Regions from separate parts of the Homo sapiens genome. Here region 2 is linked to region 1. A link is an interaction called in ENCODE POLR2A ChIA-PET data of the cell type or tissue named here. Cell type or tissue: PC-3. All regions are shown on one strand.

What was found. ChIA-PET counts read pairs that join two places held together with the same protein. Peaks named below come from ENCODE experiments on the same cell type or tissue, not always from the same donor. Only the 100,000 strongest peaks of a DNase experiment are listed, where the experiment ranks them.
Region 2: POLR2A ChIA-PET joins it to region 1 with 5 read pairs; 2 of 35 experiments call an interaction of 5 or more read pairs at or near these places.

What each region holds. Positions count from the first base shown.
Region 1 is chr1:172,651,837-172,656,836 of GRCh38, reverse strand. No RefSeq gene overlaps it. Among named protein-coding and RNA genes, the nearest start is that of FASLG, 4.8 kb to the left of the region's middle. In PC-3, no CTCF peak of the experiment used is centred here; DNase peaks (open chromatin) are centred at 2,076 and 3,626; H3K27ac peaks cover 415 bases.
Region 2 is chr1:172,735,936-172,740,935 of GRCh38, reverse strand. No RefSeq gene overlaps it. Among named protein-coding and RNA genes, the nearest start is that of FASLG, 79 kb to the right of the region's middle. In PC-3, no CTCF peak of the experiment used is centred here; no DNase peak of the experiment used is centred here.

The DNA.
Region 1 (5,000 bases):
GCAAGGCAAGCTTCTTACCGTTACCCAAGGCTCTTTAGCGTCAGCTCCTACTGCCTCCTTACCAGGCACTCCTGCTCACATCCCACTCTCCACTCTTAAACAGTGCAAGGGATGAGACTAGCAAGACAGTGCACGAGTTAACGAGCTTTTGAACTCACATGTGACTTTATTCATCGTTATGAATTCAACTAACTTTAAATTTCATAATCAGAAATTGTAATTTTAAGAATTCTACCATATAGACAACAAAAAAACTATTTGAAAATCCCAAAATAACTGTAAGAAAAATTGTCCAGAACCATATATATGTATTTTTTATTTTTTTGAGATTGAGTCTTACTCTGTCGCCAGGCTGGCACGCAATGGCGTGATCTCAGCTCACTGCAACATCTGCCTCCTGGGTTCAAGTGATTCTCCTGCCTTAGCCTCCCGAGTAGCTGGGACTACAGGCACATGCCACCACACACAGCTAATTTTTGTATTTTTAGTAGAGATGGGGTTTCACCATGTTGGCCAGGATGGTCTCGATCTCTTGACCTCGTGATCTGCCCGCCTCAGCCTCCCAAAGTGCTGGGATTACAGGCGTGAGCCACCGTGCATGGCCCATATCTTTTAAATTATAAAAATTCTACTGAAAATGTCAAAGATTCAAATAAGTGGGAAAAATACACCATATCCTGGATGGGGAGGTGGTGTTGCATGATGGTTGGGAGTGGGTGGTTCTGGAGTTAAACTATGTGACTTCCAATCCCAGCTCTTCTGCTCATTAACTGTGTGAACTGGACAGGTCACCTTCCCTCCTCGGTGCCACAGTTTTCTCATTTATAAAAATAAGCATGATCATAATAGTACTTGCTTTACGGGGGTTGGGAGGATTAAATGAGTCAAAGCATTTGATACACTTAGAATAGTCCCTAGCACCAAGGTAGGCACTCAAAAGATGTTGTAAATTTAGTGAATCTTTCCCCAAATAATTCATCTGTAGACTTAATATAATCGACCTTCTTCCATTAAGGACAAACAAAGTGGAGAGAGGGAGAGAGGTTGCAGGGGAAAGTGCAAAGTCCACGTTTGACATCCAGTATCTCTCTGAGATCCTACCCTGAACTGATGAGCCTCTCCATTTCAGACTAGTACCTCTCGATTTTTCTATCTCAAACTCCCACAGGAACTTCCAGCACTGTCCAATAAGAATTATGCTGTATTTTTACATCTCCTTCTTCCCTGCTGCTTCTGTTGATTCATTCTGCAACAGAAGAAATTAGAAGACCATACCTGCCCCCAACTCTCCTGCTATCCTCCAGGCATAGAGAGAATCTGAACTGAAATAGAGTCAAAGAGAGCATCTTTAAACACTCATATTGATCTTCAGTAATGCCACCAAACATCACAGGTTGGCAAAGTCATGGAAAAATAAAACAACCCTATGTACAATAACAGGGACCCATTATGTTTTGGGGTATTTCCAAACCTTATTAATAAGGAGAAATAATTGTTACAAGTAGATCTTAGTTCTGTGAATGCTAAAGAAAATAATATTTGCCTTTGAGAGATGAACTTAATAAATAAATCAAAGGCTGGTGGCTCCCACAGGCTGGGAATTTAAATGGAAGAGCTTTGCTAAGTCTTGCTCTACCCTCCCCAATTACACCTGCAGAATCTCTGATTCTGGAACCAGAGGTTCCTTGAGGATAGACAAAGGAGAAATATTCAGAGCTGACAATCTCTTTGAGGAGGAGGGGGGGGCTTACGAGCCATAGAGATTCAAAGGGACCTGGGTGACACTTGGGAGCAAATTTATATGGAGGACAAAATAGGAGAAACCACCTTATACTAGTTGTTATGATTTTTTAAAGTATCTTCTCATTAGATGAAAATTCAAGTTATCTTCAATTGTGGTCCCTCCGGCATTGTAATTTCCTTCAGAAATTGTCTTAACCATCTAGAAAAAGGATTTAAGTATGCTGCTACACCTAGGATGTTAGTCACATGGAGGTTAAAAGGACAGGGGCATAAAGAGAACAAAGTTCCTATTTCTTTCTTCCATCCAGTGTTCTACCAGGGAAGTGGACTCAGTGGATTGTAACTCAGAGCTCCAGAGGTGACTCAGCAGTCGCAGAGAGTGATGCATAAGGAAAGTAGCTGCTATGAACCTTCACAAACCTAGAGGAGACTTCCAAGGGCATCTGCCAAGTTAGTAAGAAAACCAAATCTGATTTTCCCCAGAGGTGAGCAAAGACCCCAGTACACTCCTGGCTGAAACTTGTTTATTCACAGACATGCACCTATATATTTAATTTCACTAAGTGATTTCTGGATGCTCATCTGAGTGGCTGAATGCCTTGACACCACCACCAATTATGAAGAACTATTTTATCCCATGTCCTCAGCTCTACTTGGTATTATCCATCTTTTAATTTTTGCCAAGCATTATGACTATAAAGTTATATATCATTGTCTATTGATCTTCCTTTTTCTGATCTCTTGTGAGGTTAAACATCTGATCATATGCTTGTTGGCATTCAAGTTTTCCTTTTTGTATATATTTCCTGTTCACATGCCATGCCCATTTTTAAACTGGGTTTCTTACCTTTTTTTGTGCTGATTTGCAGGATCTCCTTGTACTTAATATTATAGATATAATCCATAGTTGCACAGGTTTTGTATTTAGACTTTAATCCATCTGGAGTCCACCTTTGTGAGATGAGACAGGAGTCTATTTTTCTCCATGTATGATCTAATTTTTCCACACATCCCATCTTTTCTTCCACTGAATTGGCATATTTATCACATATCAAGTTTCCACATATAGTCGAGTCTTTTTCTGAACTCTTATTTCTATTTCATTGATCTGTTTATCTATTCTGATACCAGGGTCACATTGTTTCTGTAATTGCAGCTTTGTGGAATGTCTTGAGAGATGGTATGGCAAAATCCCCTCCTTTTTGTTTTTCTCTTTTTAAAATCGACTCAACTTTGGGCATATTTAATTTCATTTTTTCATATGTATATGTATATATATGAAATATATATGGAAAAATATATATGTGTATATATGTATATGTATATGAAAAAACTATCATGTTCCTAAAACATCCTACTGAACCATTAAATGTAATTGCAATAATTTGGAGGAACTGTTATTTTTACCCTATCCGTAACAGTTTTTCATATTTTTATGACCTTTAAAATTTTTCTCCAGAGTAGTCTCATACACCCTTTCTTAGATGAATTGCTTGATGCTTTGTAATTTTGTTGTGGTTACAAATGGGGTCTTATTTTCTGTGGTATTTTCAGATGCTGTGGTAGGTAGTCTCTAAGATGATGCCAATAATTGCCCACTTCCTGGTATTTATGCACTTCTATTATACCCTCTCCTTGAGAGTGGCCTAGACTTAACTGACTCAATTCTAGCTAATAGAATACAGCAGAAATGATGGGATTTCTCCTCTAAGATTAAACTGCAAAAAGAACTACAGTTTTCATCTCTTCCTCCCCTCCCCTATTCTAGGGGAAGCAAACTTCCAGATTGTGCGTAGACCAATAGAGAGGCCCATGTCGCAAAGAAGTAATTTTTCTGGCGAACATCCAGCAAGGACCTGAAGCCTCCAACAGCAACGTGAGTGAGTCACATGAGTGGATTCTGCTCCAGTTGAGCCTGGAGATGATTGCAGCCCAACCTCTCTCATAGGTTAGCCCAAGTCACCCAGCAAAACCAAGCTTGGATTCCTGACCCACAGAAATTGTGAGATAATAAATATTTTTTATTTCAAATCATTATGCTTTGGGGTAAATTTTTATGCAGCAATAGACACCTAATAACAGACGGTTATTGTTGGTTTAGATAAATACTCTTTATTTTGTAATAAATAATATTGATTCTTGCAAACTTGTGGATCTCTCTTTTTACTTTTGATAGTGTGTCTGTTGATTCTGTTTTTTAATAGAGATCTATATTATCAGTGGAAAAGGTGACCATTTTTTATCTTTTTTTCAATCCTTATACCTCATTCTTTTTCTTTTCATATTGTCCCAGACCTCAAGAACTCTTTAGAACAGTACCCGTGATTTTGGACCTGTTTGTCTTCATCCTACTCTTGAAGAGTCTGCATCTAAAGTTTCTCATAATAAGTGTGAGTATATTTTCCAAAGGTATTTGGATTTTTGTCTGTTGCCTCTGTCACTAAGAGAATTTCCCTATTGTATCAATAGGATCTCATCTGCAAACAGCTGAAACACTCAAATTAGAATAACTTAAGAAGGACTTAATAAAAGGGATTGTTTACAAACACAAAGGTGGGAAACCAAAAGGGATCCTATGATGCTCTAGAGCTTGTAGGACCAGGGTTGTTGACTTCCAGTTAAGAATTGCCAGCCTGTCTAAGGTGACCACACAAGGAGGAGCCACAATCAGTACCCTGTTCCACCACCTCCTTCTCTTCTGCTGGTACTCCACATTGGGCAAACTCTACTGAAGTCCAGACAGCAAGGAAACCCACTGACATGGTCCATACAGGTTAAGTTCTCAGGAGAGAGAGCAAAATGTAGTCTGTATAATGTTGACCATTTGAAACTTATTGAGACTTTTCTTGCAGCTAATACTCTATTTTTGTGAGAGTGTCTCTTATTTGAAAAAAAATCTATTTTCAATTTGCTATAAATCCATGTATTTGGTATAATTTACATATATATATCAGTTGAGGCTTTTTAATTATATCATTCAAGTGTGCTGTATCTTTGCTTGACATTTCAGTCTCTAAAATGAATATATTAAAATTTCCAAGTGCAATTAATAATATATTTATTTCTTTATATATTTGTCATTTGATCCCTTGTTTTGAGCTATCTTGTTAGATACATATATGTTCCTAATTATTTTACTTTCACTCCTATGAGTGTATTTTGCCCAATTTTTAGCCTTAGAATATTTCCTTACCTTGGATTCTGTTCTGCCTGATACTAAAATTGCTACTGTGGTTATACTAGGGCTTATATATTAA
Region 2 (5,000 bases), 84 kb before region 1:
ACCACAAAACAAAAACCTATAGTAGATATATAACAGACAAAGAAAAAAATCAAAGCATACCACTACAACAAATCATCAAATCACAAAAGAAGACTCAAAATAAGCAAAAAAAAAAAGAAAGAAAGAAAGAAAGAGAAATCTAACAAAATGGCAATAGGAAGTTCTTACCTACTGATAATTACCTTGAAAGTAAATAGATTAAATTCTCTAAGCAAAATAAATAGAGTGGTTGAATGGGGTGGTTTTGTTTGTCTGTTTGTTTGTTTTTGAAATGGAGTCTCGCTCTGTCACCCAGGCAGGAGGGCAGTGGCACAGTCTCAGCTCACTGCAACCTCTCCCTCCCAGGTTCAAGTGATTCTCCTGCCTCAGCCTCCCAAGTAGCTGGGACTACAGGTGCACACTACCACACCTGGCTAATATTTTGTATTTTTAGTAGAGACACATTTCCCCATGTTGGCCAGGCTGGTCTCAAACTCCTGACCTCAAGTGATCTGCCTGTCTCAGCTTCTCAAAGTGCTGAGATTACAGGGATGAGCCACCACACCTAGCCCTGAATGGATTTTTTTAAACCCTAACTATATGCTCTTTATAAGATACTTACTTCAGCTTCTAGGACATGTATAGACTGAAAGTGAAGGGATAGAAAAAGACATTCCATGAAAATGGAAAGGAAAAGATAGCAAATGTAGCTATACTTACGTCAAAATAGACTTTAAGTCAAAACTGTAAAAAGAAACAAAGAAGGCAATTTTTAATGACAAAGGAATCAATATATTAAGAAGATATAACAATTATAAATATATATGCAGGCGACATCAGAGTGCCTAAATACATAAAACACATACTAATAGATCTGAAGGGAGGAATAGACAGTAAAACAATAATAGTGGAGGACTTCAATACCTCACTTTCAACAATTAATAGATCATTCATACAATCAATGAGGAAATATTGGACTTAAACTACACTTTAGACCAAATGGACCTAACAGATGTATACAAAACACTCTCTCCAACAGAAGCATGTACACATTTGTCTTGAGTGCACATGAAACATTCTCTGGGATAGATCATATGTTAGGCCACAAAAGAAGTATTTAAATATGTTAGAAAATTGTAATCATACCAAGTATCTTCTCTGATCACAATGGTATGAAAATAGAAATTAATAACAGGAAAATTCAAAAATATGTGGAAGTTAAATAATGTGTTCCTGAACAGTTAATGGGTAAAGAAAAGAAATCAAAGGGGAAATTTTAAAATATCTTGAGACAAACAAAAATGGAAACAAACATACTAAAACTTAAGGGATGTAGCAAAAGCAGTTATAAGAGGGAAGTTCACGGTAGTTAATGCCTACATTAAAAAGAAAGAACTCAAGTAAACAACTTAATGTTACACTTCAAGGAACTAGAAAGAGAAGAACAAACTAAGCCCAAAGTTGATAGAAGAAAGATCCAAGCAGAAATAAGTGAAACAGAGACTAGAAAGCAATATAAAAGATCAATGAAACCAAAAGGTTTTTTTGAGAAGATTTTTAAAATTCAGCTACACTAAGAAAAAAAGAAAGAAAACTCAAATAAAATCAGTAATGAAAGAAGAGACGTTATGACAAATACCACAGAAATACAAAGGATTGTAAGAGACTACAAGAAACAATTATACACCAAAAAACTGAACAGTCTATAAGAAATGGATAAATCCTAAATATGTATGTGTATATATATATATATATATATATATATATATATATATATATATATATACATAAAACTTATCAAGTCTGAAACAAAAAGAAATAGAAAATCTGAACATACCAATAATGAGTAATAAGATTAAATCAGGAATCAAAAATCTCCCATCAAATTAAAGCCCAATAATAGATGGCCTCACTGGTGAATTCTATTAAGCATTGAAAGAGGAATGAATACCAATCATTCTCACTCTCCCAAAAAAATCGAAGAGGAGGGAAAACTTACAAAGGGATTTTTATGAGGCTAGTACTATCCTGATGCTAAAGTCAGACAAAGACACTACAAGAAAAGATTACAGGTCAATATTCCTGATGAACGTAAATGCAAAAATCCTCTGACAAAACAGCTACAAATTGAATTAAACAGCACATTAAAAGAATCCTACACTATAATCAAATGAGATTTATCCCTATGATGCAAGGATGGTTCAACAAATGTAAATCACTAAATGTGATGCACCACATTAACAGAATGAAGGATTACAATTGTATGATCATCTCAATAGATGCAGAAAAAGCATTTGAAAAAAAAATCAGTATGCTTCTATGACAAAAACTCCCAACAAATTGCGTTTAGCAATAATGTACTTCCACACGATAAGGTCATATATCACAAGCCTACAGCTAACATTCTATTCAATAGTGAAAAGTTGGAAGCCTTTCCTCTAGGATCAGGAACAAGATAAGGATACCAACTCCCACCACTTATATTCAACATTGTACTGGAAGTCCTAGGCAGAGAAATTATGAAAGAAAAAGAAATAAAAGCCATCTAAATCAGAAAAGAAGAAGTAAAATTGTCTCTCTTTGCAGATGACGTGGCCATATATAGAAAACTTTAAAGACTCCAAACACAAAAAAACTGTTAGAACTAACAAGTGAATTCACTAAAGTTACAAAACAGAAAATCGACATACAAAAATAAGTTGCATTTTTATACATTAACAATTAACTATTCAAAAAAGAAATTAAGAAAACAATTCAATTTACTATAGCATCAAAAAGAAGAAAATACTTAGGAATAAATTTAACCAGGGAGATGAAAGATCTGTATACTGAAAACTTTAAAACATTAATGAAAGGAGTGGAAGAAAAAGAAACCACAAATAAATGGAAAGATATCTTGTGTTTATGTATTATAGAATCAATATCAAAATGTTCATACTACCCAAAGTGATCTACAGATTCAATGTAATATTCCACCAGCAAAAAGATTATGACTTGCTGAAGGCATGGTATGCCTATAATATAAAGCATGGCAAAGAATAGTAAATAGAGAAATAAAAACCAGAGGGAAGAAATTATAAAATAATAAAAAAGTAAACCTAAATGTAGCCATATCGATAATTTCATTGAATATAAATGGTCTCAACATGCCAATTAAAAGATAGAAATTGTCAGAGTGGGGAAACAAAGAAGATCACCTAAAAGCTCTGTAGAATTGAAAATTAAGGCCAGGCGCGGTGGCTCATGCCTGTACTCCCAGCACTTTGGGAAACCGAGGTGGGCAGATCAACTGAAGTCAGGAGTTCAAGACCAGCCTGGCCAACATGTCAAAACCCAGTCTCTACTACAAATACAAATATTAGCTGGGCTTGGTGACACGTACCTGTAATCCCAGTTACTTGAGAAACTAAGACAGGAGAATACCTTGGACCTGGGAGGTGGAGGCTGCAGTGAGCCAAGATCACACCACTGCACTCCAGCCTGGGAGACAGGGTGAGCCTCCGTCAAAAAAAAAAAAAAAAGAAAGAAAGAAAAAATTAAACAACACCCTTCTAAATAACCCATTGATCAAAAAGTCTCAAGAGAATTCAGAAAATATTTTGACCTACTTAAATATGAAAAGAACATATCAAAAATTGGGGGATACAATTAAAGTCTATAAGCAGCTTACTATAAATATTATTATATAGATCAATTAAAAATAAAAGAATAGAAAATGACAAACCATCAACATACACTAACAAAAAGAATGCAAGAATGGCTATATTGTTATCAAAGCAAACTTCAGAACAAGGAACATTGTCAGGGAGGAAGAGAGGCAAACATACCAAGAACACATAACAATCCAGGTATGTATGTGCAAAACCACAGAGCTTCAAAATACATGAATCGAAAACTGATACAACTAAAAGGAAAAATGGACAAATCTACAATTATACTTGGAGACATCAAAGCACCTCCTGATAATTAACAGAAGTAGAAAATAGGCAAGAATTAAGAAGACCTGAACAACCAGAAAAGTGAACATTTTATAGCTGCTCAGTCCCTTGTCTTTTGAGAGAAAAAAAACATTCTAGAAAAGATAAAAATGAATTTATTTTATGAACAACCCTATTTGACCTAAGTTCCATGAACACTATTCTTCATCAACTAAATACTGGTTGGAACAGACTTATCTTTTATAAAAATTAACAGAAGTTATAATTCAATCTCTAGGTCATTTGTATGGCAGAAATATTACATATAGTTAATATTATTTACAAAGTCATGTTATTTTGACATTATGACAAATTGTGTCAGAAATGCCCAGAGTACCTTCTCTTAGCCTTTTCCTGGGGACTTAATTTTGTTTTTTCTTAGTTATGTCTAGATTTAATCATTGCTTCTGCCAATTCAGTTTCTAGGTTCTGATGTTCAGTTGTGTATAATAGACTATGAAATATAGTGATCTGATAGTTTACTAGCGTATTTAAAGGAAATATCTTTTAAAAGTAAATAGTTTGTGGCAGGCATCAGTCTATGAAAGGGAAGCCTAATTTTGAAAACTATAAGCTTTCATATTATATAATATGTGAAAACCTCATATATGTGAAAGCATTATCGCTATGTATTTTTAATAGCATTATACCAGAAATTTTTAGAAGATTATATACTTTTTAATTAAATTATAGCAGTGAAAATAGCAAACACAAGAACTAGATTTTGGACAGAAGAAGAAAGAAATACATAAAATCTCTTTCACCCTTTTTTCTGATTCTTTTTCAAAATAGCAAACTTTTGCCTGTTGTGACTGAAATGTACTACCAAATATGACTTCTCAGGGTCTTTCATATTTCAAATATTGTATCAATGTGTTTTATTTTTAATTCTCTAATTTATGATAACTTGTTTTTCTAGTTTGTGGTATGCAAAGATATGTGCAGAGCCTTTCAAATAAAGTGACTCTGAACAAAAACAAAAAAAAGAAGATCTGAACATTCTCCGTCAACTTGACCTAATTAATATTTATAAAGTATTCTGCC